Linked DNA regions of Mus musculus: regions 1, 2 and 4 are each linked to region 3. A link is a loop called in an ENCODE intact Hi-C map of the cell type or tissue named here. Cell type or tissue: left cerebral cortex. All regions are shown on one strand. Region 1 holds the start of Rasgrp1 (RAS guanyl releasing protein 1). Region 2 has its middle 26 kb from the start of Gm32020. Region 3 holds the start of Gm32137 (a long non-coding RNA gene). Region 4 overlaps Fam98b (family with sequence similarity 98, member B).

Region 1 (5,000 bases), 97 kb after region 3:
GGTGTAGGGGGTGGGGGGCGGTCCAGAGAAAGGAGATGTCAAAATTAGGGAATGCAGTCTACCCCATAGATCCAGGTGGGGGATGATGGGAATACACACGGGTTTGTGGCTTTGGAGACAGAAAGGAAGTGACAATACAAGGGAATGATGGAGAGAAATGTCTCTACTAGATGCCAAGTGTAGATACTCAGCGGACCCCTGTGGGTCATGTTGAAGCCATGAAAGAAAAACGAAACCACCTCACTTAAGCCTGGATCATATAGAAAAGCCAATGACAATTAAACCATTCCTCCAAGAAAAAAAACATATCCAGAAAGTAGGGCTGCGGTTGCAAAGGAGTCCCTCGGGTGAGCAAAAGGTCTGTGGACCTTCGTTAAGAACCCGATTGAGAAGAGGAAGAAAGACTGAGTGGATCCTGGCTGCCACAGAGACATGGGCTGTACCAGTGAGAAGGGAAGAAGCAGCAGGAAAGGGGGCAAGATGGGGTGGGAAGAAGGAGACAGTTGGTGCCCAGTTGGAAGTGCTTCATATGCACAGGAGACTGTGCACAGGACAGGAGGTGAAGAGGGAAAGGAAGCTGACATGAGTTTTAGAAGGTTAGGGGAGGCAGGTTGCTGAGGGAGGAGTAGGTGAAGCTCACGGGAGGTCTCAGGTGAGTACTATCTGGATCTATCACAAGTATTCCATCATTTTGGGAAAAGTAAGGGGGGCTCTCACCTCATCCAAAACTGCTCCCAGTGACGCCACCCTGCATACCGTCTTCATCTCTATGTTTGCCTGTATCTGTTCTGCCCTCATCCTGCATGACCCCGAGGTGACATCACTAATGCTCGGGAGTATCCTCAGGAGAAACGTCTTTTCAGGCTCTGTGACAAGAACCTCGGATCTTTTAAACATTTTTTTTCTGTTTCTTTTTGTTTTCTTCCTTTTTTGGGGGGTGGGGGTGGGGGTGTCTTTCATATGTAAGGAACTGAACTATGTAGACCTTCCTCTTGGGCTTGGCTGACCCCTTTGAAGCAAGTGTGTAGTAGATTCTGTTTTCCAAATGTGTAAGCATACATTGGTATGTAATTTTAGACTGCTCTCCACTTCTGGCCCCATTTTATCGGCCTTGTTTTGTTGCTGTTGTTTCTCATACTTATTTTTGTAGGTTGTGTATTCTTGTAAGTGATCCTGAATTCTTTTCTAGGACAACATTGCACATAAACATGAGGAAATGCACGCGTTATAGCAGAAGGAGGTCTTAAAGTCCAGAACGTTGTGGCTGGGAAGATCACGGGATGTGATAGCAATAACGAGGGTGTTATTAGGCCAGTCCAGCAGGGACTTAGAGACGCCAGGCAGAGCTCAGTCTGGGCCACCTCTCTTTTCGGTTTACTGGCTGTGAGAGCCTGGTGTTCTCTAAATCTTACGCAGTGCCCTCTTTGCGTTTGGAGGGGTGGCTTAACGAGGTAACATGTAGGAAACAGCACTGGATCAGCATTAGCTGTTGGTATTACCGTGGCCATGTTCCAGACAAGTAGCAGGTAGGTCTCCCCTCTTGGCCAGGTCTGCTGGCACGCTGACATTGCAAGAAAGCCCCTCCCCTAGCCTTCCACTCCCACTTGGCTCTCTTGGTCTACCACACCCACAAACTCCCAAGCAGCAGCCTCTAACCTGACAGCTCACCTCCACACCCACCGCCTCCTCCGTAGTGCAGTGCACACAGCTAAGTCTTCTCTTTTTTTAAATATGCCAAAGAGAACTAAGTGCGTAGTAGTTTAGGGGGGTTCTGCCTTCCTTGCCCAGACCCGACTGTGTACCCTCACTGATACATACAAGACAGTCCTGCCATCCGGGAAAGGGTCTCAGCAGAGCCCCCACCCCCACCCCCCTAGGGGACTCGTAGCCTTGGGTGGAGGCAACTCTTCGCAAGGCTCTAGCTTTGTCAATTTCGGGGCAACTCACTCTGCACCCCTCGGACCTAACTCTTGGGCTGGGAGAGATGAATGGCAGGCGGGGATGAAGGGAGACGCTAGGGCGGCGCAACTCCTCGGGGCGCTACCAAGTAATGGGGGCAGGATTCGAAGAAGAACTGAGGGCGCCCCACGTTTCCTCCAGCCTGATGATAACATCAACGCCTGTCAGGTGGTTGGTGCGAGAGAGTGTGTGCGCGCGCGGGAGCGAGCGTAGGGAGCGCGCTCGCACAAACTTTGTGCCTGCGGGTGAGCCTGGGTCGGCTCGCCGGGCTCCAAGAGTGGTCGGCTCCGGGCTGCGAGGGCCAGCGGCGGCCGAGGGATGCGCGGCGCCCGGCCGAGCCGATCCCACCGCTCTAGGTGAGACGGCTCCAGGGGCGCAGAGAGCCGCGACCATGGGAACCCTGGGCAAGGCGAGAGAGGCTCCGCGGTGAGTAGCTGCGTCTCCTCGGAGAGCGCTGCACCTCTACTGGGGAAGGATAGCTGAGCGGTGTGCCCTGTGGTCCTCTCCAGTGGGTACCAGGAGGGACTAGACGACCAGGGCGCCTCCCTCGGAGGAGAGTTGCCTACAGGGGTAGACCATGATCGGGGACCTGGGAGCCAGGTCAAGATAGGCGTGATACAGACAACCTCAGAGTCCAGCACACCAGGTCGGGAAGAAAGAGTTGGGGTTGCTGGGGTGGCGAGGCCACAGGTCACCTGGGCAGATCTGGAGTGGTCTGAGCCCAGCCAAACCTTTCACCTACCCAGCGCCCACAACAGTCGACCTCCCTGGATGCTCTCGGTCTGGGCACCCCCCGGGAACTCCCACTCGCACACTTTCCGTGCCCTTGGCACCCGCTGCGGGCGCGGGTCTAGGACAGCGCCACCTTGCGGACTCTCCTGGCCTTTCAGGAGCGACTGGCGGCAATGGCTGCAAGCGGAGGTGGCAGTGCTTGGCTGCCCTTTGAGGAAAAAGAAGTTTCCAAATCAATGGTCTATGAGTCTACACCCCTCCCCTTATACTCTACAGAGATGTTTGGGAGACGGAAGGTGAAGGAAGAATGGCTATGAACAGTCTATCTCTTGGGCAGCAATAAGGAGCCTGGGGTGGGGGTTGGAGGGATGTCAAGAAATTTAGTGTTTGTCCTCAAAACACCAGGACCCCGTAACTGCCTGGACACCACTTAGCCTTTGTTAGGGCCGAGAACGTTGTGTCCTTCACAACGCCATTCACGTGGACTCCGATATGACGGCACCATGCCTGATCTGTAACTATGCCCATTAAAATTCCCTGTTGGGCCATATCATCCCCTGAGTGTTCTCAACCTTACCTTGCGCTACACTATAATGGGTTAGTCCATTGAATTAACTCTGCATTATTGGCGGTGTGGGGCAGGACTGGAAGCTACACTCAGCAGAAATGGCCCTGTGAAAGCTGCCTTTTCTTATAAACAACTATGAGATGTCCCGGCCCTCCTCTGTTTCCTCCTTTGCCCTGTGGATAACTGTGCCTGGAGACTAAGTCCCCCAAATCGGTTCATACTTCGAAACCTCTCCCCAGGCTCTGTGGGGTGGGGAAGGCAGACGCTAACTACTGCAGGGCTGAGAAAACATCTTGAAGTTACTGGGTTTCTTTCAAGCTTTTGTTTTTGCTGTTATTGTTGTTATTTTGTTTTATTTAATTCATAAGTTTAACTGGAAACGTGTGGCTACTGCCCTTTAAAATCATGACTTTGTAGAATTAGAGGCTGTTCACTCTTCAGATGGTTAAAGCACTCTCAAAGTTGCCTATCATAAAGCACTGTAAAAATCCTTACCTACAACCATCTCACCAAGAGGTGGAGGGAGGGGAGAGGGCAGAGGACGTGAAGCGGGGATCTAGCTTGGTGAAGAGTGTTTGCCTGGCATGCAACAATCCTGACTTTGGTCCCTAGCATCATGTAAGAAAGAAATTAAGATATTTCTTTTAATTCCTTTGGTTGCATCTTGGTGGAGTGATAGGATTGTTCGTTTTCAATCAGGTATGATGGGGGCATATTTGCAATCCCAGCACTGAATAGAAAAGACTAATACAGAGTTTCAAGCCACATAGTAAGACCCCTGTCTCACAAAAAGAAAAACAAAACAAACAAACAAACAAAACCAAAACAAGCTAAAAAAAATTCTTTTTAAAAAAAATGTAAAGAAAGAAAGAAAAAGAGAATGTGACCTGAGAGTTTTTCCAGGGCAAGCAGTCAAGAGACTAGACAAAGCTTACATGTGCACAGAGTGCTGTTGGCTTTTAACACTTTGCCTTCCCTAGTTTCTCATGCCCTCTGAATTGCTCCTCACTGGGCTAGGTTTAGGTAGTTGTCTTTTTTCTAGGAAGGGAAGGGAGCCAAGCTAGGAAGTGTGGCTTGGTGCTAAGGAAGCTGGCTGCTAACCTGCTGTGCATCTGTGGCCAATATATCTCTATTGCATAGCTGTAGGTGTTTGGGAAAGGACTGTGGAGAGACGACTAGCCAGCTCTTGGGTCCTGGTGACCATTTCAGGAACCTACTAAACAAGGAAGAGCTGAGACGCTGCCTCTGCATCACCAGCCATCTTTCTGAAGCACACGGTTGTTATACATTGAATAAGCCCTTTTGGGCTCTTGACAATCTACTCACCAATTTCAGTGCAGGAATAAACACACAGTTTCATGTAAAAAAAAATAATAATAAAGCCTACTAGATGAATAAAAGCAAGAGGGACCCCAGATACTAGTCCCTGAGATAGCCCATATGAACAGCCTCAGTATGTGTAGGACTCAGTTTCATATCACAAGGTCGTATCTTTCTAGACTGTAGCTTCAGACACAATGCAAATTCCTGCACAGTATCTTTGGAACATGGAAACTTCATGCAGACTGTTGCTGTTTTCAGGTTATCAGTTTATTCTCAGACACTGATCTGACAGTCTCAGGGTCTGGATAAAAGACGGTGGTGGTCAAGAGTTTAGTGGATTTCTGCAGCACCAACCTGATTCTTTGGGAGTCGTTGGCTTGGGTTAGCATGTTCCAAGTCACCAGGGTGACTGTGCTTT
Region 2 (5,000 bases), 53 kb after region 3:
TGCTCCTTCCTGACCTAGTCATATCTTTATCTACCAACTAGTTTCCACTATCCCTCCTTAGGATATACAATTAGACCATCAGCTCGAAGCCCTTAACAGTACCCCAGTAGTTAAAAATACAGACATTGGATACAGCTTTCAAATATGTTCAGTTGGACCTCCTAGTTTTATGTCATTGTTCAAGCTTCAGTTCTGTCAATGTTTCAATCATAGTCCAGTGGCTCCCCTATCAATGCTTTCTCAAAAGCAATCTATCTCTATAGAGCTGAATTGAAGTTCTTACATTCGCCCAATTGTCTTTTCTCAAGCCTGGTCTGTATCTGTGCCAGCCTAACAGAGAGTCCAGTGGAGAAAATGGTGCCCTCATTCTCAGGAAGGCCCATGTCATGATGACCATAGTCACTGCTCCACATCTAGGCTGTGCTTCTCCCTCGGGCAGTGGTGCTGATCAGTGACACCCAATAGAATCACTAAGAAACTTCCCACACACAGACCCACCCAGAACAATAATCCAGAACCTGCAGCAACGGGCCCCATGTCTCTCTGTGTTCTAATGTCCCCAGGTGATCCTACCACGCAGCCAGCATTACACAACCACTCTAACACCCACATGAGCCACACACACTACTCTTCAGGGTTCGTGTTCTATAAAATGATGCTTCTCATTCTTTGTGCACCCACAGAGGAGCTGGTGATTCTGCATCTTTATGTGGCTGGGCCTTCAATTCTACAGTAAAACAAGCTTTAGGGATGGGCATGGTGATGTATGCCTTTGACTCCAGCACTAAGGAGGCAAACACAGGAAGACCTCTGTGTGTTCGAGGCTCTACCTGGAAGGTCCAGGCAAGCCAGGGCTACATATTGAGATCCTGTCTCACAAGGAAAGAAAGGGAGACAGGAGAGGGGAGGAGGGATAGGAGGGGAGGAGGGATAGGAGGGGAGGGGAGGGGAGGGGAGGGGAGGGGAGGGGAGGGGAGGGGAGGGGAGGGGAGAGGAGAGGAGAGGAGAGGAGAGGAGAGGAGAGGAGAGGAGAGGAGAGGAGAGGAGAGGAGAGGAGAGGAGAGGAGAGGAGAGAAGAGAAGAGAAGAGAAGAGAAGAGAAGAGAAGAGAAGAGAAGAGAAGAGAAGAGAAGAGAAGAGAAATCTCTGACTGGTACACCTGAATCAGACTTGAACACTATGTAGCGGGGACTACAGCATTTTAAAATCAACACCATTGCCACTTTTTCAATGTCTTAATTCATGCTACAAGAAAACTAAGTAGCTGAACAGAAATAAGAATAAAAACTTTCTTTGGATCCACAGTAGTCCCAAGACGAGTACCATATGCACACTCTAGTTGCAAATGGCAGCTTCTCTGGACTCATTTCCTACCCGTGGGAAGCGAAACAGAAAATAACATCGGTTTGCATTTCAGCAGACAGACTTTTTTCCAGTGGGAATAGTCATGAAAAAGAAAAAAACAACCCTCCAGGCTGAGGTCTCTTGCCTAAAGTTCATATTCCCCCTCACCACCACCACTACCACCACCACCACCCGCCCCGGTTTGCCAGGGGTTGGCTGTGGAATCCCTTACGGCTATTTACACGTAAGAACAGAAGAGACATCTTTGCCAAGGGGCTGCACAAAGGGCTACTGGGAGAACAGCCCTGTGTATCTGTGTGACTCAGATCTCATCCCCAGAACAGCGTGGGCTAACTTTCCAAGCAGTGCTTCCATATGCCATGGGTTTGGTTTGAATCTCTTTTCTCTCCCTGGACAGTAGCTTTGGGGCCTAGGAAACATTATTCCACTCTCTTTACTCCTTCCACCCTCAGGCATCCTCCGCAATGCGTGAACACACAAGCCCAGAAAGGGTTTTATTCATCACAGTGCTTGGCACCTTCAGAGCACTGAGTCCTGGCAGTGGTATTTTCTGGGCCTCCCACATCCCGAGTGAAATGGCAAAACTAGCCTCGTTGTCACTCACCAAAAGAACCTGAGTTACAGCAAGGGGACCAAAACCCTTGCTCCCTTCTGCTGCCTTGTGCGTCTAGCAATTGGGGCTCTCCAAGGAATGCAATAGTCATTGCTCCAGATGTGCACATGTGGATGAGAAAGATCAATTCTGAAATCTGAAGTCAGACAAGGCATAGCTGGTTTTCTCCCACTCCAAGGGAAGGGAAGTGTTCCTTGTGACAACAGTTACTTCCTTTTGAGGCCAGGGAAGTACTTCCTTTTGAGGCCAGGAAAGTAAGAACTAAGGACAAGCAGAGTTCCCCGTGAACCCTCTAAAGGAACCCGGGCTTCCAGGGGCATTGACATTTGGCAGGCAACAAAAGTTGGTGAAGGGAAGTGTTCCAGAGGCTTCAATGTGGATGGCAAGCTGCCTGCTTCCTTTGGAGAAAATGAGTTTGAAATCAAGGCATTCAAGCGTCTGCACAGGTAGTCCCTGAGCTAAGGGCAGCAGAGGAGGTGAACTAACTCTGATCCACGCTTCGTTATGGACCCTACCACTGCAGAGACTGGATGCTAGGAGTGCATCTCTGGCAAAAGCTGATAAAGACAGCACAGTGCAGATAACCCTTGAAGTCCCAGTGTCAGCCCCAAAGAGCTGCTTCCAGAGATGGCGAGTGGGTGGACTTCTGGAGACACAGATTCGGCTTTCTAACTTTAGCCTGAACTTTCGAGTGCCTCTCTGCAGTACCAGGAAAAACATTTGGTGTGAAGGAGGCTAAGAATAGCAGCTCAAATCAGAATGTGGAATCAGAGGAGTTTCAATCAGCCATGTGTTCCCTCCTCCCTGGCCTGGCTGGGTCATAAGCAGCGGTGGGGCAAAAGAGTCAGGGCTGAAAGACTTGAGGTTTAGAAACAGAGTGAGGATGAGGAGGTCTGTTGAGCCTCCCAGGGCTGATGCTAAGCGCTTCACATGGATCAACAGACTAAATACTTGCCCCATGCTAGGAATATCTCCAAATCACAGATAGGGAGATTTGACTTAAAAATATCAAGAAAACAATTCAAGGTTAACCCACTGATCACACAGGAGACCCCAGAAAAGAGCAACAAAGTGCAAAGAAACAGAAACAAAAACTAGCCAGCAAAGTACAGGGTTTAATAGGGAGGGGACTTTCAAACACAGAAGGGGACACTACTTGAGGGACATCAGGCTGCTATGCATCTCAGATGCAAACGAATATAGAATTCTAATCTTACAGTGATGAGGAAGGAGTCAGAGTAAACATCAGAAAGGAAGAGTAACATGGGTTGGGAGAAAATAAAACCCAATGTAATATGAGTTCTTATTACTGAGAGACAATGAGAGCCTATTAACTCAAACTGGGGATGGGGGCTGCTTCCAGGTATTAATAGGAGAAATTGAACATAATTGGTGGGGAGAAAGTCATGCACTTAGTAGGGTTAGGTTTCTTAGTTTAATGGACTCTAAGAATATTTGTTATTTTCGGGGGCGGGGCTCAAACCCAGGGCCATCATGCATTCTAAGCAAGGAATCCACCCAAAAGTTGTATCCCCAGCCCCTCTAAGAACTGTTATATAACCAATGTACACACAAAATGACTCTCTGGTTGGAGTAAGTTGTTTCCCAAATGTATCTCACCATATCCTATTTCCTTAAAAAAAAAAAATCTGGGGGTGGGGGTGCTGCTCTTTTTCCGAGAGGACTGAAGTAGGCTCTGATTGGTCTTCTTACTCTAAAGTGTGACCCACGCACCTGTCATTGACATAGGCGTCACTTGGGAGCAGTGAAAAATGCTAAATCTCAACTCAGCCCAACCTACAAGCTTAGAGCCTGACTCTGATCAATTGATCGTGGGGATTTCTGGATATATCAAACCTTTAGAGTCTTCTTTGTTAGTGCCTGGACTTGGAAGTCCCAGAACATCCCTTTTGGTTAGTTCCGTAGATCAGTAAAAATTGTCCACAGAGCCAGTTAGAGTGAAGGATAATGTTGGTCCATCTCATGAATAAAGTAATGGGTGAGTGTGACGGGGAGTGGGTGGTGGCACTTTGGACAGTGTCTAACATATTCTTCTTGGGTGGTAGTAGGTAATATGCATGAGTTTCCTAAATGTTCTGTGTGAGGTGCTCTCACATAACCTAGGCTACTTCCTCCTCCAAGATTCACAGGTACTCCAACCCACTCTACAGCCACTGTTCATGAAGGAAGTCAGTGTGGAATCTTGGGAGGTGGGTTAAGCCTCTTCATTCATCGGTGCCAGTCAGAGCTATTTATACTGACTTGATGCTAGGAACTATCTTACACGGCACAGATAACACTGTATAATATAGACATGAGAGACTATCTCCCCGACAGCTTCTACAGTACAGACATTCAATTTGTAATCGTAGGGGGAAAACACCATACCTTGTTAAAGTGACAACGCTGTTAAGAAAATAAAATGGGTGATGGGATTGTGAGAGTTGTGTTCTGTTTTCAATTAGATAGCCACATGGGTGGAATATTATTGTACTAAATTAGTAGAAAAGAAAAGTGCAGTTGTTCAAAGAACTTAGGTCGGAGTCCCTAAGAGGAAGCAAGTACCAAGACCCTGAGGCAGACACATGTTCATGTTCAAGGGACAGAAGTAAGGCTACTATACCCAGCACATATTCTACAAGAAGATAACATAGTGAAGCTATGAGCATAGAGAGCTGGCTAGGGGTCTTCAGGGAGCTCTCTATGCCATAGTAAGAATATGGCATTGTATCTTATGCTGGGAGAATGCCAGGCAGCTTAAGATACAGCTTAATTTGAATTTCTGTAAGCAAGCTAGCTGTGTGAGAAGCAGACCCCAGAGAGAGGTGAGTAGGAATTAGGCAGGCACTTAAGAAATGGGAACACCCCTCTGGGTATCAGGGAAATGGCTGCCTGCCTCAAGGTGGGGCTCTGAGCTCTAAAGCACCATATGGATACTGCTGTGCTCTCCTGCTGACAAATGCCACCAGAATTCTCCTGATCCCCGTCATTCCATGTGGAGAAAGCCCCATCCTATGGCAGGC
Region 3 (5,000 bases):
GTCTGCTTATTGAAACTCACTGGGATCCTTCCCTCAAACATCCCAAAGGTCTCTGAACCATATCATCAGTTGTCACAGTCATGATCCCACGTCTCTGGTACCTGGTTTCTGTACTTGACTTCTACCATGGCTACAAGCACCCGCCAGAAACAACTTAACAAAGGAGACTGACTTGGGCTCATACTTTAAGTTTCAGTCTGTGACCTAGTTGGTCTATGGCTGTGTACAGGAGTGAGGTATGTCACGGCAGAGGCATGTTATAGAGAAAATTGTTTACTTCATGGCAGCCTGAGAAGGGGGCGGGGAAGGAGTAGGAAACTGGGAAGAGAGAAGGGGAGAGAAAATGGATCCTTCATTCCAATTCTTAGATCTTTGACCACAAGATTTCTAATTCTACATTTGATCAATTTTATTAATGAAAAAGCCACAGTGGGAAAGGCTGCCAACACTCTTAGCTCAATGTATGACTAGAAATAGAGACTGGAAGTCAGATGAGGTGCTCAGGAACATGGCTTGCTAGTATCAAAGCAAAACCTTGTGCCCTTTTTTCCCAAGTTCTGGCCCTGAACTCCAGCCCAGTGTTTGCTTGCAGTGAGGGCACACCTTCTCTCTGACCTCACTTTGTCCCCTCACCATGTTCATCTGAGCTGCCTTGCCGAAGGGCACTCACCATCTTCCATGATTCTGGTTACAAATATTTCCTTATACAGCAAAGTTTCATGAAGAAGGAAGAGGAAGAAAAGCAGGAGGAGGAGGAGGAGGAGGAAGAGGAGAACTAACAGTGCCGTGGGCTTTCCCCAGCATGGTCCCTGACTTTTCTCTGTTGTGCTTTCCTTGTCAGTGTCAAAGAGTAAAATATAATTCTCTCCAGCAACTGAGTAGCTAGTTTACATACATCTAAAGTGCTCCACGGAAGGAGACACACTCCAGTCCGATGCTTGCACACCTAGATGATCTGTGTGACACTGGGTGAGCCTTTGAAGAATTCTAAGAACTTTCTCACAGGAAGAGTGGCTTGGGGCCCCTCAGCTGCTCTCTCTGGGTTCCTCTGAGCTCAGGGTTTTAATGTGCATAGGATAGGATGAAGGAAGGGGGCTGGGGGAAGAAAGCTGATGGGAGGACTGAGCCTCAGAGGAAAGAGGACGAGCCATACAAAAGCTGGCCATTTACTATTACACTCCTGGGGAGGGGGATTCCTCCCTCGGCACAGTAAGTTCATTCAGATGATGTCTAATGCAGCTGAAGCTGATGACTAGGTAGACCAGAAAGATGCAGGGCGATGGGGACTTACAGCAAAGGCACATTGGGTGACAACAGAGATCACTGGACAGAAGAATGACTCAAAGATCAAAGGTCCATGCGAACCTCCTGTGACCGCCAGAACTCTGCGGAGGAGGCCTGTCCCTACTCCTCCTAACCTTGTGAGCTTGAGTACATTCTAGAACATTCCTAAGCCCCTTTCTCCTGTAAAATGGGGGAGCATAGGAATACTTTATTCATGGGGTACCCACAAAAAAAAAGAAAGAAAGAAATTAAACGGCATAAGAGCCCTTGGCCCATTTCTAATGCCCAACAGGCAACACGTCAAAGATCATAAATAATTACAAATTCAAGACAGGTCCAAGGGCACATGACTGCGATCTCAGTACTCAGGGAGTGGAGGTAGGAAATTAAGGAATTTAAAGTCATTCTCCACTACATCGTAAGCTACAGGTCAGCCTAGGTTCCATGAGACGTTGTAGCAAATAAATAAAACAAACACACAAACAAGCAAATAAACACTGCCCACTCCAATTCCCAAAAGTCTGCCATCTCACGGTTTTCTCTTTTTCCTAGACATCCTGTTTGCAATGCGCGCATATATATATATATTTTTGTATATTTTCCCATCACCAAACAAAGCCATCCCATTTCCCATTCTGTCAAAATCCCTCCTCAACAAAGCAAACTCCACAGGCAGACGTCGTCGTCGTGGTCGTCATCGTTGTCGTCATCATCATCTGTGCCTCAGAACTTACTTCCACTGTGTAACTAAGTTATATTTTCCTCCTGGTTTTCTGGGAAATGTTTACCTTAGTTTGCTCCTCCTCAGTTCCAAGAACAGGGCACCATGGTTTCCATCCCGCTAAGCTATAATGGGGTATCCCAGGGAGATAATGGATTCTGCCCAGCAAGCGAGCACTTACAGGAAGCCCTGGGTAGAGTGCGCCTGCGCAGACCCTCTCTAATGCACTCCTTCCATTATGCTCCTCCAATTATCCCTGTCTCCCCCGGCTACCTCCAATTAACCAGTGCTCTTTGCAGTCTTTCATCTGCCCCAAGGTCATTAGTTTCCATCTGACATGGTCAGTAGTCAGAGCCAGGCCTGGCACTTCTCGAAAACCTCAGATAATGTTTTAGCCAGCGTGGCTCGATTTCTTGATTGCATTCAGCTTTGACAAGAGCTACTTGAACCAGCATCCTACAGAAATAATATGTTAAAAGAAAAGTGGCCACTGCTTTCTATTCCCTGTTTCCTGGTGGTGTGGGTAGGTAGCCCAGAACTAAGGCTCTGCAGTAGTAGAGTGGCTTATTTTGCAAATGGTTTAGAATCTCTGGGTATGTGATTTTAATTCATTTTTCGCCTATAAACTCGGAGATACCAAGGCACTTCAATAACTCTTTAATTAGCCAAACTGGGTAAGAAGTTAGGGATGGACCCAGAACCACCAAGTGACACCCAGACGCGTAAGGCCACAGCTGACAGGACAGCCACTGTGTGACAACCAGACACTTTCACTCCAAAGGGCTTGTCTGCTGAAACTTTAAAACACATTTCCACTTCTAACATTCTATCCTACTTCTCCATATGCTGACTCACACTCCCCAAAGTGGATTAAAATCTTCTTGGCTCTTGCCTCTATACAGTTTAGATGTTCTCCTGTAATGTGTGTGTACTGCCAGCAGATGGCGACAAAAGTCACCGCTGTCCAGACTCTTGCTTGGAGATGAGGGTGAGCACCACAGTGACAGTAATGAGAATGCAGTGTGAATGTGTGTGTGTGTGTGTGCTTGTGAGTGTGTGTGAATGTGGGTGTGTGAATGTGCATGTGTGAATATGTGTGTATTTGAAATTCACAAGGAAAATGTTAATTAAGAAAGAAAGAAAAGAGAGAGAGAGAACCAGAGGAAGAGAGTGAGAGGGGGAAGAGAGAGGGGTAAGAGAGAGATGGAGAGAGATAGAGAGGGAGAGAAAGACACAACAGAAGGAGAGAGGGGGAGGGAGTAAGGGAGGTTAGGAAAGAGAAGGGGGACAAGAGAGAGAGAGAGAATCTAGTAGTGGAAGATGGGTAAGACAGCAGCCGGCTGGGTATTTGCTTGAGGGATCTCCCCACCCCCAGCCCCCCACAGACACCGATTCAGACAGCCATCTACATCTCACACTATTTGCACAGGAACTAAGGAAGCGATGCAAGCAGCTGCGGTACCTGGTTTCAGTATGAAAATCAGAAAAGACATCTTGAAGATGGCAGGAAGGAAGCCTCACCAGTCCCCAACAGTAAAAGATGCTGCCTCCGTGCCTGCCTGACTGCCTGTCGGATCAGAAGAGAATTAAGCCCAGCCTTTAGAACTATCTACCAAGTTTGCCATGCTGTGAGCAAGTGCCAGTTAGGACACTAGAGCTCTGTTCCTAGGCAGTACATGCAGATTGAGTCTTTACTATCCTTGGCCATGTGATGAAAGGACTGCCTCTACTGTCCTCTCCCAAATTTGAACAGACAGTACCAATTACAGAAGGCCTCTGCCCGTGAGCCAAGCTCTGCAGCTGATGTCTTCACATCACTTGGGCAGCCTCTGCACCCCTGCCCCAAAAGGGATATAAAGGTAGATACCGAAATGAATACATGTCTATGCCTAGAATGCTGCCGGGCTGGTAAAACGCTAACATTGGCCCTGTCCAGACCAGCACGTACGTGCAGATGGCACCACCAGAATCTCCCCGGACTAGGCCCGGGGCGCCCTCTAGTGCTGAAGCAGCGGCAGCACACCAACATGAGATGGTGGCAAACCTGCTGTAGTAGAACGCCCACAAGTTCCGGGCCAAATAAGTATCTTGCTTAGAAGTTTTGGAAAGATGGGAACAAGAAAGACCAGGCTATGATAACTACTAAAAAGTTTAATCTCTCAGGTTCCAGATGACATGGCATGTCAACAAACAACAAGAACTTTTAAGAAATAGGACCTAACTTAGCCAGCAAAAGAAAGCACCAGAAACTGACTGGATAATGACTGATACTTGTAAACTCTAAGATGTACAATTCAAAACAGATATTTTTTTAAAGTGCTATACAAAACAAAAACAGGGTGGACGGGAAGTAGAGGAGTAGGGCAGGCCTCTAATCCCAGCATTTAGGAGGCAGAGACAGGCAGATCTCTGAGAGTTCAAGGCCAGCCTGGTCTGAATAGCAAATCCCAGGCTAACTAGTGCTATGAGATACTGTCTTTAAAATAAGCAAACAAAACAAAACAAAACACAAAAGACCACAGAAATAATCTAATTCTGCAAGAGAAGAGAAAAGTTTAACAGAGAAAAGAGATTAATTAAAAAAAAAAAAAAAGCAAAACAGAAATCCTTAGGCAAAAAGAGAAAAAAAAAAACTCAACAACAACCCAAAAAAACAAAAACAAACAGTAAACTAAGAAATAAAAGCAAAGAGGAAGAAAAAGTAATAAAACAAGCAGGAGGGAAAAGCTTGAGGATAGGTGACTGGAAAACACACAGTCAGAACAGAAGGTGGAAGGGAGCAAAAGGGATGAAGCCAGTGTGTGGAAGGAAGCACCCAGACCGCCTGCAGGAAGCCAGTGTGTGGGCCACGTTCTGGTGTGCAGCACCCGGACAGCCTGCAAGGAACCATTGTATGGATTAGGTGCCAGAGAGCCGCACCGGGACACCCTGCAGGAGCCAGTGTGTGGGCGAGGTGCCCTGGTGCATGCTTGTGGCCCCACCTCCTTGGAAGTCT
Region 4 (5,000 bases), 180 kb after region 3:
ACTAGAAGATATAGACTAACAGACTTGATTTAAAAACAAAAAAAGAACCAACTGTATATATCTTCAAGAAAGAGCTAGTAAGATAAGAAAAAATGGAAAATAAGTTACCAAGCAAATAGAAACTGTAAACAAGCAGGCAGTTATCCGAACATCAGATAAAGTAAACTTCAAACCAAACGAATTAGAAGACATAAAAGGGAACATTATATACCAATAAAGAGAACAATTCAGCAAGAAGATACAATAATTGTAAACATTTATACACTGAATATATCGGAGCCCCTAATTTCATACAAACACTAAAGGCATAAAAGGTCACTTGAGTCCTTCCTTACACAATAATGGGGCATGGGTGGCTTCAATACTTTACTCTCATGTTTAGACAGAGCTAAACTAAAGCAAATAAAGAAATTCAGATCTAAGATTCACTATGAATCAACTAGACAGAACAGAAATATACAGAATATTCTACCTAACAAACAGGAATACACATATTTTTTTCAGCAGCACAGGACCTTTTTCCACAATCAATTATATCATAAGACAGAAATCCAAGTCTCAACAAATATAAAAGAAAGAAAATGATAAGATAGATAGAATCCCTTACATTCAATTAGAATACAATGGAAGAAAATTCTAAATCAACAAGAGACCACAAAAATACTGGAGTCTAAATGACACATTTTTGAATTAGCCCTGGATCACCCAAGAAATATTACAGAAAAAACCTAAAATTCCTAGTGATGACTGACAATGAGAATACAACTTCTCGGAACCTCAGGGGCACAGAAAGGGGGCCCAAGAGGAAGATTTACATGGAAAAGCTCACACAGTAAAAATTCTAAGGATATCAAGTCAGCGACCTAAAGGTGCATCTCAAGGCTCTTGAGAAGCAACAATCAGCCAATCCGAGCCCTGCAGACAGCAAAGAGAATTAAGGAAAGAGATAAAAGAACAACACATAAGATTAACCAGGGAACTGGGTTTGAAAGAAAGTAGGATTGACAAACCTTTACCCACACTGATAATAGGGGCAGCATCACAACAGACCCCAATGAAGGACAGACTATTAGTGATTACTATGAAGGCTTAGACTCCAAAAGGCTGGGAAACCTAGAATAAATGAACCTCCTTAACACAAAGCATCTTCCAAAACTAAATCCAGAAGACATAAATAGTAACTTAAACAGACACATTGCAGTAATGAGATAAATCAAGTCTCCACTCAAAAGAAAGCGGGAGAGGTGGGGGGACATTCCACTCAGATCCACTCCCACAGAATTATCTAGAAATTCATCTGCTTGATGATAGCCACCTGACTTGGCATTGCTGTTGTTCATGTGGCATGGCAGACACAATGCCTCACACAGAGACAGAAATGTCACCAAGGGCCAAGAAAGAAGTAGCCCAAGAGCTGGGCCTAAGAATACAGACATGAAAAGGGACATTACTAAGAGGACACCACTGACACAGAACAGCTACTTTCTTAACATTGATTTTTGTATCCCATAACTTAACTATGTGTTTATTAGGTCTAAGAGTTTTTGAGTAGATCTGTAGGATGTTTTCTAAATAAATCATGTATTTGCAAATAATGAGAGTTTAACTTTTCCTTTCATGTCTTTGAGTTCTCTAACTGCTAGAGTCTTAGATTGTCTATCCCAGGCTAGACACTCACTGAATGAAACTCATATATTGCTTTTGTGCTGCTTTAACAAAATCCCTGATGCTGGATAACTTACAGGTGCATTTGGCTTGTGAGTCTAGTGATTAGTCCAAAAGGCATGCTGGCTAGGTCCACCAGCTACATCCCAACATGAAAATGATATGGAAAGAGAAAAGACTATGTTGCAGAGGGGTCAAGTTCATGACAGCTGCACTTTAAACAGCCCACTTCACAAGAACTAATTCATTCGTGTAAGACCAAACCTCAAGACCAGGGTCAGACCATTCATCAGGGTGGATAGACTCCACTGACCACCACCACGGTGGGAACCAAGCTTCTAGCCTATGAACCTTGAAGGATGTCAAATCATAGTGGTATAAGTGACACCAAGTGCTATAACCCAGGAAGAAGGGCAAAACAACAGTATGAGGTAATATCAGAGCTCCACTGTGCTAGAAGCTGAATAACAGGCAGCAGATATGAAGCGAAGGGTATTGACTAAAAGCTGCTAGAGGAATCATGGCAACCAAGGATTGTCATATACTGGATATTACAGAGCTCATTGCAGCAGTCCTTGAAATAGGGAAAGTCCAATGACTGCCTCTATTTACTGTTTGGAAAGTTCTTACACTATGATATGAGAGGGGCAGAGAGAACCCCAGACTAACACTTGGAAAGATCAAAGGCCCCAAGCTATCTGAAAAGCTTCGAGTTGGAAGGCTCCACTCCTCCACTCTCTTCAATGAGACGACATGCTGCAGTCACACGGCCTAAGAAACACAAGAAACCTGTTCCAACAGCAGTTCTCCCTAAACCTGCCCCTACGCTACTGCTTCATTAGTTACTCACTCACATCTGTAACTCGCTCAGCTCACACATACGCCTTTATGCACTGGTATAAATCAAGCCATGCAAATTAAAAGGAAGGTGAAAGCCAGGGAAAAAGTCATCAGCAAACATGGACCTATAGGAGACTAGGATCATTGTATGGAAGAGCACTGGTAACTGAACATGTAGGTTAGAATAGAGTAAAGAGTGACTGGGCCTAGGTACCTACAGCAGAGAAAGCCTGGCAGGAGCTGCCCCACACTGCCACCTACAGGACACCAGTGGGAAAGCAGCCTCACCTTTGCTCTATCGGACCATCCAAAGGACTGCACTGTCACATCCAATCGTTTCATTAACATCCGTCGGCGACACTCATATTCACAGGAAAGAGCATCATTAATTCTTTCCAGTTTTTCCTAAAGAATTGGGGATGAAACACAAAAATTAGACACTGATTCTTCAGAAAAGAAGTTGAAAATTACTGTACTTTAAACACTAAATGATCATTTTATGGTCCTATGAGACTATGAAAAATTATTTAAATAACATTTAATGATAAAACATTTATAGTGTTCAGAAGCTATTAAAGATGCCTATATCTTTCATTAGATATATTTATTTAGTAAGACATCAATTTACTAAACAGTGCACATTAATAAGGAAAGACTATGCCAATACCTGCCTTTCTTGCTAGCTTCACAAATTATCCTTTCAAATCACAATTCTGCTAATCTATTGGGCACTATAAATATTCTTGACTAAGTAGATATTTTAAATTAATGACTTGATTAAACTGTTGTGATAGATTACTCTAGAATATCAATTCTATTTCTCCAAAATACTAAATGTCCATTTATAAAAAGAAGGCAGTACAATGGACTTGGATGTTGCTTGTCCCCTCAAAGGTTCCTGCTGGAGGTGTGGTCTGCAAGGTGGCAGGTGTAGGGAGAGAAAAGAAAGAGCACAGAGAGCCTGTGTAAGGTGGGGCCAAGAGAGAAGACGTAGGTCAACTAACTGCAGGCAAGACCCTGAAAAGGACTTTGGGATGCCTCTTCATCGGTATTGTCTTTATATACACAAACCATCCTTGCCACCCATCAGGAGTGCCAGATACAAAGACCAGCCCTGCCAGAGCTGGCACTATGTGGTTTAGATTTTCAGCCTTCAAAACTGCAATCTAAGTCTCTTTACTAATGGCAGCCTGCCACTACAGTAGTGAATACTACTGTATTTCACTACAGTGACAAAAAAATGTTTTAAAATGAACTAATACAGTTATGCCCTCACTTAGTTGTAAAGCTAGTAAAAGAACCACTTACTGCCTGTTCAGAACTTAAATCAACCTTTAGCAATGGCTTTCCCACATGGTTTTTCTGGACTCTACAGAGAATATCCTTCACCTAAAAGTAAACATGAAAGATTACAAAAAGTTACATACATACACACATACATACATACACACATACATACATACATACACACATACACACACACATACATACATACACACATACACACACACATACATACATACATACATACATACACACATACAATCATACATACATACATACAATCATACATACATACATGCATACATATACACACATACACACATACAATCATACATACATATACATACATACATACATACATAACCATCTTCTTCTTTGATGTGCTGTTTTGAACACCCAGTAACGACCAAGTTAAAGTGAAACAAATAAAACACACCTTCACCCAGCAGAAAAGGGGCTCAAGTCACAGCCATGCCAAATCCCTGGTACATAGGAAGTGCCAGTTACATTAATTCAAACCACAAAGCATTCTTGCCCAGGCTAGCGTTCAGAAGTGTCACAACCCATGAGTGTACAATGACTCTGGGATTTCCTCTAACATGGCGCTCTTTACTTCCTGGCAACCTCTCAGGAAGGAAACAAGACATTTAACAAGTCCATCGCTTTCCTCAGATGAACACTGTAATTGGTACATATTCAGTTCCCGCTGCTCCACAGACAACACAGGACAACATTTTATTACTTTTGCAGGGCCACTGATTGAGAGTACCATTTTTATTCTGTAAACAGGACATTGGATAATTACTTTTCCTTTTGTAACATCACAGGTCATTCCATTAATAGTCATTTACCCTGAAGAAGCTGACCACAGAGTGAAGATCTGAGCTGTGCTCACCCTCCTACCTGGGGTGTGGTTCACGCTCATATTATACAGTAACCACAGTGAACAATCAGAAACAGTAATTAAAGGTTCAAAATCATGCTGAAGAGAGAGCTCAGTGATTACGAGCACTCACTGTTCTTTCAGAGGACCTGGGTTCGATTCCCAGCAAGCATATGGTGGCTCACAACCATCTGTGACCCCAATTCCATGGGATCCAACAGACATGTACATGGTGCACATACATGCATGTCGGGAAAACAATATAAATGAATACAAAACAAATTCAAGGTCACCTTGAAAACTGGGATGGTAATAAGAAATGACTGTG

The links. Peaks named below come from ENCODE experiments on the same cell type or tissue, not always from the same donor. Only the 100,000 strongest peaks of a DNase experiment are listed, where the experiment ranks them.
Region 1: a loop joins it to region 3, with 7 times the contacts of the local background. A loop is called at or near these places in 22 of 42 quality-filtered maps.
Region 2: a loop joins it to region 3, with 8 times the contacts of the local background. A loop is called at or near these places in 6 of 42 quality-filtered maps.
Region 4: it touches region 3 in a loop (10-fold over the local background); 36 of 42 quality-filtered maps call a loop at or near these places.

The regions. Positions count from the first base shown.
Region 1 is chr2:117,340,060-117,345,059 of GRCm38, reverse strand. It overlaps Rasgrp1 (RAS guanyl releasing protein 1), which reads left to right and starts at 2,183. Exons shown (of 17, transcript NM_011246.3): 1 at 2,183-2,385. The coding sequence starts at 2,351. In left cerebral cortex, CTCF peaks have their summits at 2,014 and 2,816 (motif pointing left); DNase peaks (open chromatin) are centred at 3,356, 3,750, 4,388, 4,790 and 6 more places; H3K4me3 peaks cover 3,368 bases; H3K27ac peaks cover 3,250 bases.
Region 2 is chr2:117,383,918-117,388,917 of GRCm38, reverse strand. No RefSeq gene overlaps it. Among named protein-coding and RNA genes, the nearest start is that of Gm32020, 26 kb to the right of the region's middle. In left cerebral cortex, no CTCF peak of the experiment used is centred here; DNase peaks (open chromatin) are centred at 1,763, 2,653, 3,656, 4,135 and 2 more places; H3K27ac peaks cover 3,829 bases.
Region 3 is chr2:117,437,211-117,442,210 of GRCm38, reverse strand. Gm32137 (a long non-coding RNA gene) reads right to left here and starts at 2,227. Exons shown (of 2, transcript XR_001783446.1): 1 at 2,073-2,227. In left cerebral cortex, CTCF peaks have their summits at 2,931 (motif pointing right) and 4,003 (motif pointing left); DNase peaks (open chromatin) are centred at 2,198, 2,954 and 3,445; H3K27ac peaks cover 560 bases.
Region 4 is chr2:117,261,733-117,266,732 of GRCm38, reverse strand. Fam98b (family with sequence similarity 98, member B) reads right to left here. Exons shown (of 8, transcript NM_026620.3): 5 at 3,814-3,894; 6 at 2,794-2,910. Among named protein-coding and RNA genes, the nearest start is that of Fam98b, 14 kb to the right of the region's middle. In left cerebral cortex, a CTCF peak has its summit at 2,768 (motif pointing left); a DNase peak (open chromatin) is centred at 2,758.